2 separate regions of the Homo sapiens genome follow, and region 1 is linked to region 2. Evidence: chromatin contacts called from ENCODE Hi-C or POLR2A ChIA-PET data. All regions are on one chromosome and are shown on one strand. The core of a region is the stretch at or near the end of the contact, and the rest is flanking DNA. Distances in the headings are between cores, read along the strand shown. Region 1 overlaps NCOR2 (nuclear receptor corepressor 2). Region 2 overlaps NCOR2 (nuclear receptor corepressor 2).

Region 1 (5,038 bases), core at 718-3,217, 160 kb after region 2:
GGGTAGATCCCTGGAGGCATCCACCACATGTGAATGAGGACAAATGTTTCTGCTGCTAAGAATAGCTGTGCCAGCAGCAGCGTCCAGGGCGACAGAGCCCACCCACTCAACAAGGGTCCCCTCCTGCCTCCCCAACCCATCCCAGCCCCCAGCAAGTGGCCAGGCTGGACCACAAAGGGCCTGGATGGGAGGACCCCACTGCCGCCTGGGCTCCCAGGCTAAACGGGAAGAATCCACTTTACGTCAGCTCTGTCCAATGCTCAGAAGTGGACGCATCTGGGCCATTCAATTACCCCAGGGGCATTGATCAATAAATGTCTGATGACGGGACAGTGATCAAGAACCCAAAAGGTCCTATGGCCCCTGCAGCCAGGAGCTCAGACAGTAAACAAATGCTTCAGCGCCCAGGAGTGGCGACGGCTGAAGCTAAGCGTCTACCTGGGATCGGATGATCCACCCGAAGAAGGGCAGGGACAAAAAGCAAGAGGAGAGCTGTAGATACCCAAGACCCTGCCGGAACACAAGGGCCCAGGCAGGCACCACGCCGAGGGGAGGGGCCCGCAGGAAGGGGGTGACCGCAGCTCAGCCCCAGCCAACACTGAGCAGAGACCCAGGAATGTGGCCCCCAAACATTCCTGATGTTCCAGACCCTGCTGGAACAGGGTCCACGTGGGGCAGGGGGTCCACGGCATCCAAATCTTTCCAGCAAAGCCAAGAAGCCCAATTTTGAGACATCTCCCGATATTTCTAAAAAAACACTGACTATAAAACCAACCCAATAAATCAGTCTGACAGCCAAATACAGCCCAGGGGCTGCCAGGACATGACCTGTGGCTTATGACGTGGTCACTGGACGCCACAAGAGAGGTGAGGGAAGGCTGGGGAGCTGAAGCGGGCTGATGGGGGGACAGGAGGTGGAGCGCCAGCAACGGCTTGGAGGGGGGACCCAAGAGGCCCTCAACTATTAAATATAACAGGAATGAAACTTACCCAGTGACTCATCGGCGCCACCTGCTCCACCCCAATGGGACACACACACACTGGCCATGAAAGGCAGGCCAGGCAGGGACCCCAACCTGGCCCCATCTCCAACACAGGGAGCAAGACACAGTGTCTCTGCCCACCCGGCCCCACTCCGTGCATGCCACACCCCAATTTCCCTGGGCAACCACCCCCCCTGCACCCTCAGTCCTGGGGTCTCAGGGAGGCTGACCCAGCCCTCCAGCCAAAGTGGCACTGGCTTTGGTGGGGGGGGGGGGGGCTTAACTCTGAACTCTCAAGCTGAGGCAACAAAACTCATTCCCATGATATTTGCTGGAATATTGGGAACAAGAAGCTGTCCTTCCACTGGGGCTACTGAACTGCAATTATTAGTCTCAGGCTAACAGGGACTGAAAGTGGGGAGCACCTGGACCCAACTGTGCCTGAAGCTTCTCTGAGGTTTTTTAGTTACTTGAACTATTTGTGCTAAATGCAGGAGGCAGAGGGAGTCTGTCCATTGCAACCAAGAGACCTAAGATAGCAACCCTCCTAAAACACAAACTCTCAGATAGGATCTCCCTGGAATCAGATCTCTTCCACCCGCTAGGTCCCTTATCCATGTAGGTGAGGACAGGTCCAAAGCCAGCCAAGAAGAGGCCAGAGAAATGGAATGGGAGACCCAGGCCAGACTCAGTGTAGGGGGAAGGGGCCAGGCAGGAGCCAGGGAGAGGCCTGTCCTGTGTCACCCTGAAGGGAAAGTGGGTGGCTCCCAGTCCCTTCCTGAGCTGTCAGTGGCTCTCATGGGTGAAAGAGCAGGCGGCAGCTTTGCAGATGAACACTGCCCAGCACAGCCCAGCTCTGATCTGGGTCACTTCTCAGAGGCAGACACACCCCCCGACGGCCGCCCCCCACAGTAACCTGAGCCTCCGGACCTCGGTTTCCGGAGGAACATCACGATCTCTCTTGGAGGGAATGTCTGCTAGCCGCACCGCAGAACCAAATGTGCTGATAAACCTAGGCCAGGTTGAGCAAGCCTGGGCTGCTCCCGCCAGGCCAGAAAAAAGAGGCATTGTCTGCAGCCAGGAGCCACCACATGGGCTGTACCCATGGGCATGTCTTGGGGCCATCCCTGCCAGGCCTTCAGTTTCCTGGGTTGTAAAACAAGTGGCTGTTCCAGGCCTCGGGGGCAGCCAAGGCCTCAATCTGGAGCAGGTGGCGACCCCAAGCCCCCACCCCACAGGCACTGATGCACCCCAGCTCCGCTTCTCCTCCCGACCTCCATGGGGCCATGTGCTTGTTACAGCTCCCGTTTCCTAGGTGGAAGACTGAGGCTATTTGCACAGGGAGGAGCAGGGCAGCGGGAAGATGAGCAAATGCCACTTCCATCTTCCACGCCGCTGCCCTGAGCAGCCACGGGAGGGAACACCTCGCAGCCACTGGCACAGCCAGTCCCCAACACAACACTTGGTGGCACCAACTCCTTCCTCACAGCGCCCCCGTGAGGGATTCTGTTATCATCCCCATTCTACAGCTGGAGAGACTGGCACAGAGAGGCCGAGCAACTTGCCCAAGGTCACACAGCCAACAAGGGCACAGCCTGGATGCAAACCCAGGCGAGCCACCTCCTGTGTCCAGCTCACCCACTGTGTCCTGGGACCCTGTCACCAGCATACCCATGCCTGCTGCTTAGGTTAGAGGAGACTGTTGTCTCTCCCACCAGGCTGGAGCCAGGCCTTGCAGCCCTCCCATCCCATGTCCCTGCTCACAAGACCAGGCCAGGTCCTGCCAGCCAGAGGTGCCCATGGGCCGCCGCGGACAGGCTGTGGGCATCTCCATGTCCACTTGAGAGCCTGCTGCACACTGTCCACCCCGGGCCCAGGAGGAGACGAAAGGCCACATCCTCACCTCCCTCACGGCCCAGCTCCGTGACCTCCCTCATCAGAACCCGGAATCTGGACTCCAACCTGTGCTGCTGCATTTCCTCTCCCCCCACAGCCCCAAACACAAGATCCATGAAGCAAGAGTCACACCTTTGTGTCCCCCAGAGTCCCAGCACACTGCACATGGCAGGTGCTCAATAAATGTTTGCTGAATGCATGAACATGCTAAGAGCAAAATCGCAGACGTGGAGCTGAAGCTCAAAGACCAGTTTGCAAACAGAGAGACTGAGGCTGAGAGCACAGACAGGGTGTGCTTAAAGCCCAGATTTCGGGGTACCACCTACACCAGGCCAGGTCCATCAAAGGCAGCCGAGTGTCCCAAATATCAGGTAACTGACCCCAGGTCCACACAGCCGGCCGGCTCCACTCCAGGTCTCCAAGTGGCCGAGAACTCTGATCCCCACTCCTGGAAGCCCCAGTGCCAGCCCCCGTGGCGAGACTGTAAGGCCGTCAGTGCCACTAAGGAGCTGTGTGGCCTCTGCCAAGTAGCCTGCCCTCTCTGGGCCTAGTTTCTCCATTTGTCAAGGGCACCCGGCAAACCTGGGGCTTGCTGGGGGATGAGTGCAACCCGGGTTCTGCAGGAGTCACCAGACGCGTGGGGAAAGGGCGTCCGGGGCCTGGGGCAAAGCCGGGGTAGAATCCGAGAGCCTCCTGCCTCTGGGTCCTGTCCCCTTAGCAGGGCTGTCTGAGGGGACAGCGAACAGCAGGCGGCAGGTGGGGTCTAGGGCCTTGTGGATTTGGTTCTCGGCAAGAAAGGCAGGTTCAAGCAAGGCGTCCTTCCTGGAAAGTCCAGACTCCCCGAATGGGGCTTCATGCACTCCCAGGCACAAAGGGGTTCTCGGCCACCCAAACTTGTCCTGCACCCTCAGGCTTGGAGTGGGGAACAGTACCAACCCCCGCCAGGGCCAGTTCCCCCACCTCCAGAGACTGGCGTCGCCAGCTGTGTTCATTTCCTAGGGCTGCCATAAAAATGACCACAAACCAGGAAACTTAAAACAACAGTGATTTATTTTTATTTTTTTATTATTTTTTGACAGGGTCTCACTCTGTGGTCCAGGGTGGAGTGCAGTGGCACAATCATGGCTTACTGCAGCCTTGACCTCCTGGGCTCAATTGATCCTCCTGCCTCAGCGTGGGACTACAGGCAAGCCGCCACCACATCCGGCTAATTTTTGTGCTTTTTGTAGAGACAGGGTCTCGCCATGTTGCCCAGGCTGATCTTGAAATCCTGGGCTCAAGTGATGCGCCCACCTCGGCCTCCCAAAGTGCTGGGACTATAGGCATGAGCCACCTCGCCCGGCCAACGACAGCAATTTATTCTCTAACAGTTCTGGAGCCTGGAAGTCCAAAATCAAGGCGTCAGCAGGACCCTACTCCCTCCAGAAGCTCAAAGGGAGGCTCCTTTCTGCCTCTTCCAGATGCTGGTGGCTCCAGGCATTCCTTGGCTTGCGGCTTCAGCCCTCCAATCTCTGCCTTTGTCTTCCTGTAGTTCATGTAGTCTTGCTCTCTCCTCTTCTGTCTCTTCTAAGGACACTGGTCTTTGGATTCAGGGCCCACCTGGGTAACCCAGGATGAGCTCATCTCAAAACACATCTGCAAAGACCCTTTTATCAAATACGGTCTCTCTCTGACAGGGGCTGGGTTACTAGGACATGGACCTAACTCTTGGGGGTATCACCACTCACCCCACTCCACCAGCCCCCGCCTTTTCTGACATTGCCCATTTCCTGAAAGCTCACTCCCTGCCTAGCTCTGAGCCCAAGCCCCAGCGGAACCCCATGAAGCAGAGGGGGAAACGGAGGCACAGGGAGTTCAGCCGATGCCCAGGGGACCAAGTGGGGCCAAGGTTTGAACCTGGCTTTCCGAGTGGCCCCAACACAGTAGCCGCTGGGTATTGGCCTCCCTCCAGTTTACAGGAAACAAGGGACTCTCACGCCCACGCCTCTCGGCCGAGGGCCAAACTGACAGTGAGTCACCCCCACTCCACAGGCCAAGAAGCTTGAAGCAGCTCATCGAGGGGGACCAGACAAACGGTGGGGCCAGGGAGGGCTTCCTGGAGGCTCAGCTTGCTCCAGTGTCAACAGGGGAGCAAATCCCACCTCCCGCTGCTCTCTCGG
Region 2 (5,000 bases), core at 632-3,131:
ACTCGTCACTATGTTTAGTCCTGTGGCCTTGGAAGCCTGCCTGGCCTCTCTGGGACTCAGTTTCCCTCCCTGAAGAATGGGAACAATGTGAGTTCAGTAGAATCAGGTCAGGAGCCTGGTGCCCCCTGCGCAGCCCTGGAACACGCACAGCTGAGGCCCGGTGATGAGCAGCTGGGTGACTGTAAGGTACGCGAGGGCTCTCAGCCTCGGTTTCCCCATGTGGAGAGGCCCAGGGCAGTGCCCCACAGCCACCGCCACCCCTCCTAGAACTGGGCCCGTGTGCCTGGCCCTGGGCCATACCTGCGTGATGGAGCCCTCCTTGAGCGGCCGCGGGGCCAGGGGCAGCTCGGGCGTGTGCCGCAGCTCCTCGCGCGGGATCTCATGGATGGAGCGGCCCGCCTCCTTCACCGTGGCCACCAGGCCCTCATGGGCCGGCTTCAGCTTCAGGGGGCCCAGGGCCTGCGTCTTGTAGGCCTCGGTCAGGTCCCGTGAGGGCGGTGGGGGCGGAGGCGTGCCCTCCCGCTTTAGGAGCTTGGCCTCCCGACGCAGGTAGTCCTCCTGTGCCTCCACGTAGGACCGAGGGATCCCTGCCGGGCCGACAGCACTGACCCTCACGCCCCGCCCCACCCAGACCCATCAAGAGCCTCCACACCAGTGGGTTCTGGAGCTAGTCTGCCTGAGTTCAAATCCCCACTTGCTGTGTGACCTTGACCAGGAAATCTGACCTCTCTGGGCCTCAGCTTCTTCACACATAAAACAAGAATATTAACTGAACCACCTCAGCAAGTCGGGAACACTATGAAATCATGAAGCTAAAACCACAGGCTGGGTGCAGTAGCTCACGCCTGTAATCCCAACACTCTGGGGGGCTGCGGCAGGCAGACAGCTTGAGCTCAGGAGTTCGAGACCAGCCTGGGCAACATGGTGAAACCCCACCTCTACAAAAATACAAAAATTAGCTAGATGTGGTGGTGTGCATCTGTGGTCCCAGCTACTTGGGAGGCTGAAGTGGGAGGATTGTTTAAGCCTGAAAGGCGGAGGCTGCAGTGAGCTGAGATCGTGCCACTGCACTCCAGCCTGGGCAACAGAATGAGACCCTGTCTCAAACAGCAACAACAACAACAAAATAAAAAAATAAAAAATAAAACCCACAAAGCTGCCAAGTTCACAGTAGCTGGCTGTGCCATGGACCAGCCGCGAGAACCTGAAAGAGTTCTCGGAGCTCTCCAAGCCTCTCCCAATCGCATGTGCCTCACCAGGATGTTCTGTAAAACGATACGCAGGTGGCACCTGGGTTAGTGCCAAGCACAGGACAGTTGCTATGTGACACCTAAAAGCACAGGGGTGATCGGTGGTATTTTGCTTTTTGTTTTTGTTTTGAAATAAGTAAGAGACACCCTTGCTCCGTAGCTCACGTACTGATCATGTACATGTGTGCTGCAGGCCTTTCTGCATACTTGTCCTGAGTTCCCACCACACTCTGGCTGTGTCTCTCCCTCCCGCGCCCTGCGTGACTGTACACCCGTTGGGGGCAACGAGGGAGCAGGGAACAGGGCAGTACCTTGTGTGATGGACCCGCGGATGTGGTGCTGCTCTTTGAGGTGGTGGGGGCTGTGTCGCTCCGGCGGGATGGCACGGCCCATGAGACCTGGGTAGGAGAGGGTGAGGCCATCATTCCGTGGCTCCCTGAGCCGACACTGGGCAGTGACAGGGGTCAGTGTTTACAGCCGCCAGTGGTCATCCCCACGATGATGGTGGAGTAGGACCCAGCACGGGAAGGTCCCTGCGCTACCTCCAGATGGAGCCTCAGAAAGCCCAGCCTCGGTTTCCCCATCTGTAAAACGGGGTCAGCCATCCCCCCACCGCCCACCAGGGGGCACCGAGAGATGAAGTCTCCTCCCTGCTATCACCTTCGATGCTGGCTGAGGAGATGGCTCTGCCCACGCGGCCCTCCATCATGTCATAGGTGCGCTTGGGGGCGGCCGTCTCATGGGGGGGTCCTGAGCTGCTTCTGCCGTCCTCCTTGGAGCACTGGGTCACAGACATGCCACCTGGAAACCACACAAAGCACTCGGTGAGGAGCTGGGCACGGGCCCAGGACCACGGTGGGCAGGCAGGACAGGCAGAGCCGGTAGGCAGGAGCCAGCAGTGCTTCCATGCTGGCCCCGTCACAAAGCCTCACAGCCGAGGCCTCCAGAGGGAGCTGGCAGCCTGCAGGCCCTGGGGGCCTGCCAGCAGGACCCAGGAGCTTTTCCAGGGGGTTGCACGGTGGGAGATGCAGGGCACGCTGCCTGCACCCTGTACCCTAGCCCTCCAGGGTGCTCTGTCTGCAAGCAAGGGTGTGCCTGTGACCACATGAGCACGTGAGTCTGTGTCCACACCCACGGGTGCCGACATGGGGCGTGAACAAGTGCACACACATGCACGTGAGCAAGGACGCATCAGCAGTGTGTGGATGTGTGGCAGGCAGGAGCACACGTGCACCGATACATCAGCAGCAGAGTGTGGATGTGTGGCAGGCAGCAGCACGCGTGCACCGATACAGCAGAGTGGAGGTGCGGGCAGGCAGGAGCACGCGTGTGCACCGATACATCAGCAGTGTGTGGACGTGTGGCAGGCAGGAGCACGCATGTGCACTGGCACGGGTCTTGTGTGTGCAGGAGTGGATGTGGGCACATGCACGTGAGCCTGGCTGCTGAGAACTAAGTGGGTCCATGTACACACATGTACCAGGGTGCAGGCAGTACACGGCTTTGTATGTATACACGTGTCACACCCAGAAACCTGTGCCGATGTGCATGTGAGTGTCCGACCACAAGTCTGCGTGTGCACGGAGAGGTGTGTGTTGCAGGCAGTGGTGAGGGGTGGCAGGGGTGGCCTCGCCAGGCCAAAGGAGCCTACATGGGCCCGGCTCACTGCTCCCCGGACAGGCAGAGAGGTGAACAGACGGAGGTGGCCCCCGAAGGTAAAGGCTGGGCTTTGCCCATCTAGCCAGGGCTCTCCTTCCAGGGCAGCCGAGTCCAGAGCTATCAGAAATGAGCCCCGGGAGCCCCCGCCCCACCCCTCAGAGGGAATGAGCAACTGACAGGCTCTCGGGCTTTTCAACCATTGCTTCGTGTGGCCCACGGCCCGTGAGCTACTCCAGGGGTTGCCAACAGGAGGGTACTAGGTTGCTGTTCAGAAAACGTTCCAAATTAATCGCCGATGTTTAAACATCGGGAGATTTCAGATAAAAACGGAGATGAGAAACCTGGCTGACCGGTGGCCGCAGGGGAGTGGACGGCGTGAGCAGGCACCACAGTCCTCCCCATTCCCTACAGTCCTCCCCACTCCCTACAGTCTCACACCTGCCGCTGCCTGCACTGCCTACCTGGCCCAGGGAGCAGACGAGAGTTTAAAGGCCCCGACTGAAACCCATGATGAAGACGATACGCTGAAGGCCTATAAAGGCTCAGGCACTGGTCTGGGGTCCCAAGGTGGGACTCTACCCAGTGACCTCTCAAGACAAGCTCTTGACTAACCCCACCACCAGCCCTTCCCAGGCTTCCCGCCACCCCCAGGGCACTCGGTCCAGGGGCACCAGGGCATGAGCTGGCACCCAAGACACAGCTGCAGGCCTGTCTCCAAGGCTATCTCTGTGGCAGCAGGGAGTGCATTATGTTCCTAAGCCACACGGTGCCACCTCCACCTCCCAGGCCTGGGGAGGGGGCTGCGGGCACAGGCGGAAGTGGATGGAGGAGAGGCAATTCCGGGCCTCGCAGCTGCAGTGCTGAGAGAGGCGCCCATTAGCAGCTTTCATCTCCACACCCCTGGGTGCCCTAGGCTGCCAGGAAATTCTCTTTCCCGGCACTCGATTCCCTTAACTCCTTCCTGGCAGGGTCTCCTCGTTCTGGAACCCAGAGCCTAGAGAGGGAGAGGATGGGGGCTCCGCAGCAAGAGCCTGGGACACAGTGGGGCGAGGGGCACTCTGGCCATGGCCTCTTTCATGGCCAATGAGAGAGTGCGTGGTTTGTCAGTACGGTGCTGGAGGCCTGGCGGCGTGAGCTCGGGCTTCTGTTCCGGGCCTCAGTTTCCCTCCTATGCTTCTAAAAAGGTTGGCCATGAGTTTGTTTTCTAAACTGTAAAGAACTGGGCAGAGGTGGGAGGCAGCTAAGGCCAACGCTTCCCTGCTGCTGGCTTGCATACCTGCAGGGATAAGGAGGTCACCACCTATCAGATTGTGCTTTCTGATGTCAATCCAGCCCTGCCTCCCTGTGAAGCTACCTCAGTGGGCCAAGCACACTCCTCCCCTGGTCCTGGGCCTCCTCTCCTCCTGCGACTCACCCTCATAGGACAAGACGTGGCCCTTCTTGCCTTCGTAGATGACGTGGCCCTTGGGCAGGCTGTCCTCCCGGCCGCGGTCCAAGCGACTCGGGCTGTCCTCGCCGATGATCCTGGTGATGGTGCCCTTGTACAGGACGTCAGCTGGCGTGCCCTGCAGGTGCAGAGGGGTGAGCGCCCAGGAGGCTGCAGCCCAGGACCCCTCTCAACTCAAATGCAGGCAAAGACGTGCTTAAAAGCCCATGTGCCCACCGATGCACACGCGTGTCCACACACACACTGTCTCAAATAGGTAAGAGTTTGCATGGAACAAAACCCTATGAGGAACCTGAAGAATGAAGATCCCTTGTCAAGTGCTTCCCATGAGTGGACGCTGTTCTGGGTGCTCTCTATGGATTTGCTCATTTAATCCTCGAAACAACCCTAAGACAACCCTATTGATTATGCCTGTTTCAGATGGGGAAACCGAGGCACAGGGAGGCACAGTGACTTTACCCGGGGTCACCTGGCTAATAAGGGGCAGGCGGGGACTTGAACCCAGGCATTCTGGTCCTGGAGTCTGTGTCCCCACCACTGCGTGGGGTCTACTCAGAGCCTTGACATTCAGTTACCGAAAACGGTAACTGGCGGGGACGCTGGGGTTTCTGCTCCTGTGCTGTACCCGTGACCACGTCATGCAC

The links. Hi-C counts contacts between places; a loop is a spot of excess contacts on that map. ChIA-PET counts read pairs that join two places held with the same protein, here RNA polymerase II (POLR2A). Pooled maps may share reads with other maps.
Region 1: a loop to region 2 is called in a pooled map, with 9 times the contacts of the local background. The contact joins two enhancer-like sites. A Hi-C loop is called at or near these places in 1 of 37 single-sample maps with no recorded cell type and 4 of 50 pooled maps. POLR2A ChIA-PET finds 5 or more read pairs at or near these places in 1 of 52 experiments (K562).

The regions. Positions count from the first base shown.
Region 1 is chr12:124,507,989-124,513,026 of GRCh38, forward strand. All of the region lies in intron 2 of NCOR2 (nuclear receptor corepressor 2), which reads right to left. Among named protein-coding and RNA genes, the nearest start is that of NCOR2, 57 kb to the right of the region's middle. RefSeq lists enhancers at 1-64, 653-1,238, 766-875, 4,315-4,863, 4,864-5,038 and a silencer at 377-591. Within about 2 kb of position 1,968, at least 22 of the 41 ENCODE cell types and tissues checked have a DNase peak (open chromatin) inside an H3K27ac peak, as active enhancers do.
Region 2 is chr12:124,346,264-124,351,263 of GRCh38, forward strand. NCOR2 (nuclear receptor corepressor 2) reads right to left here. Exons shown (of 49, transcript NM_006312.6): 30 at 4,324-4,474; 31 at 1,911-2,051; 32 at 1,562-1,648; 33 at 301-587. Among named protein-coding and RNA genes, the nearest start is that of MIR6880, 12 kb to the left of the region's middle. RefSeq lists a silencer at 1,760-2,054. Within about 2 kb of position 1,882, at least 3 of the 41 ENCODE cell types and tissues checked have a DNase peak (open chromatin) inside an H3K27ac peak, as active enhancers do.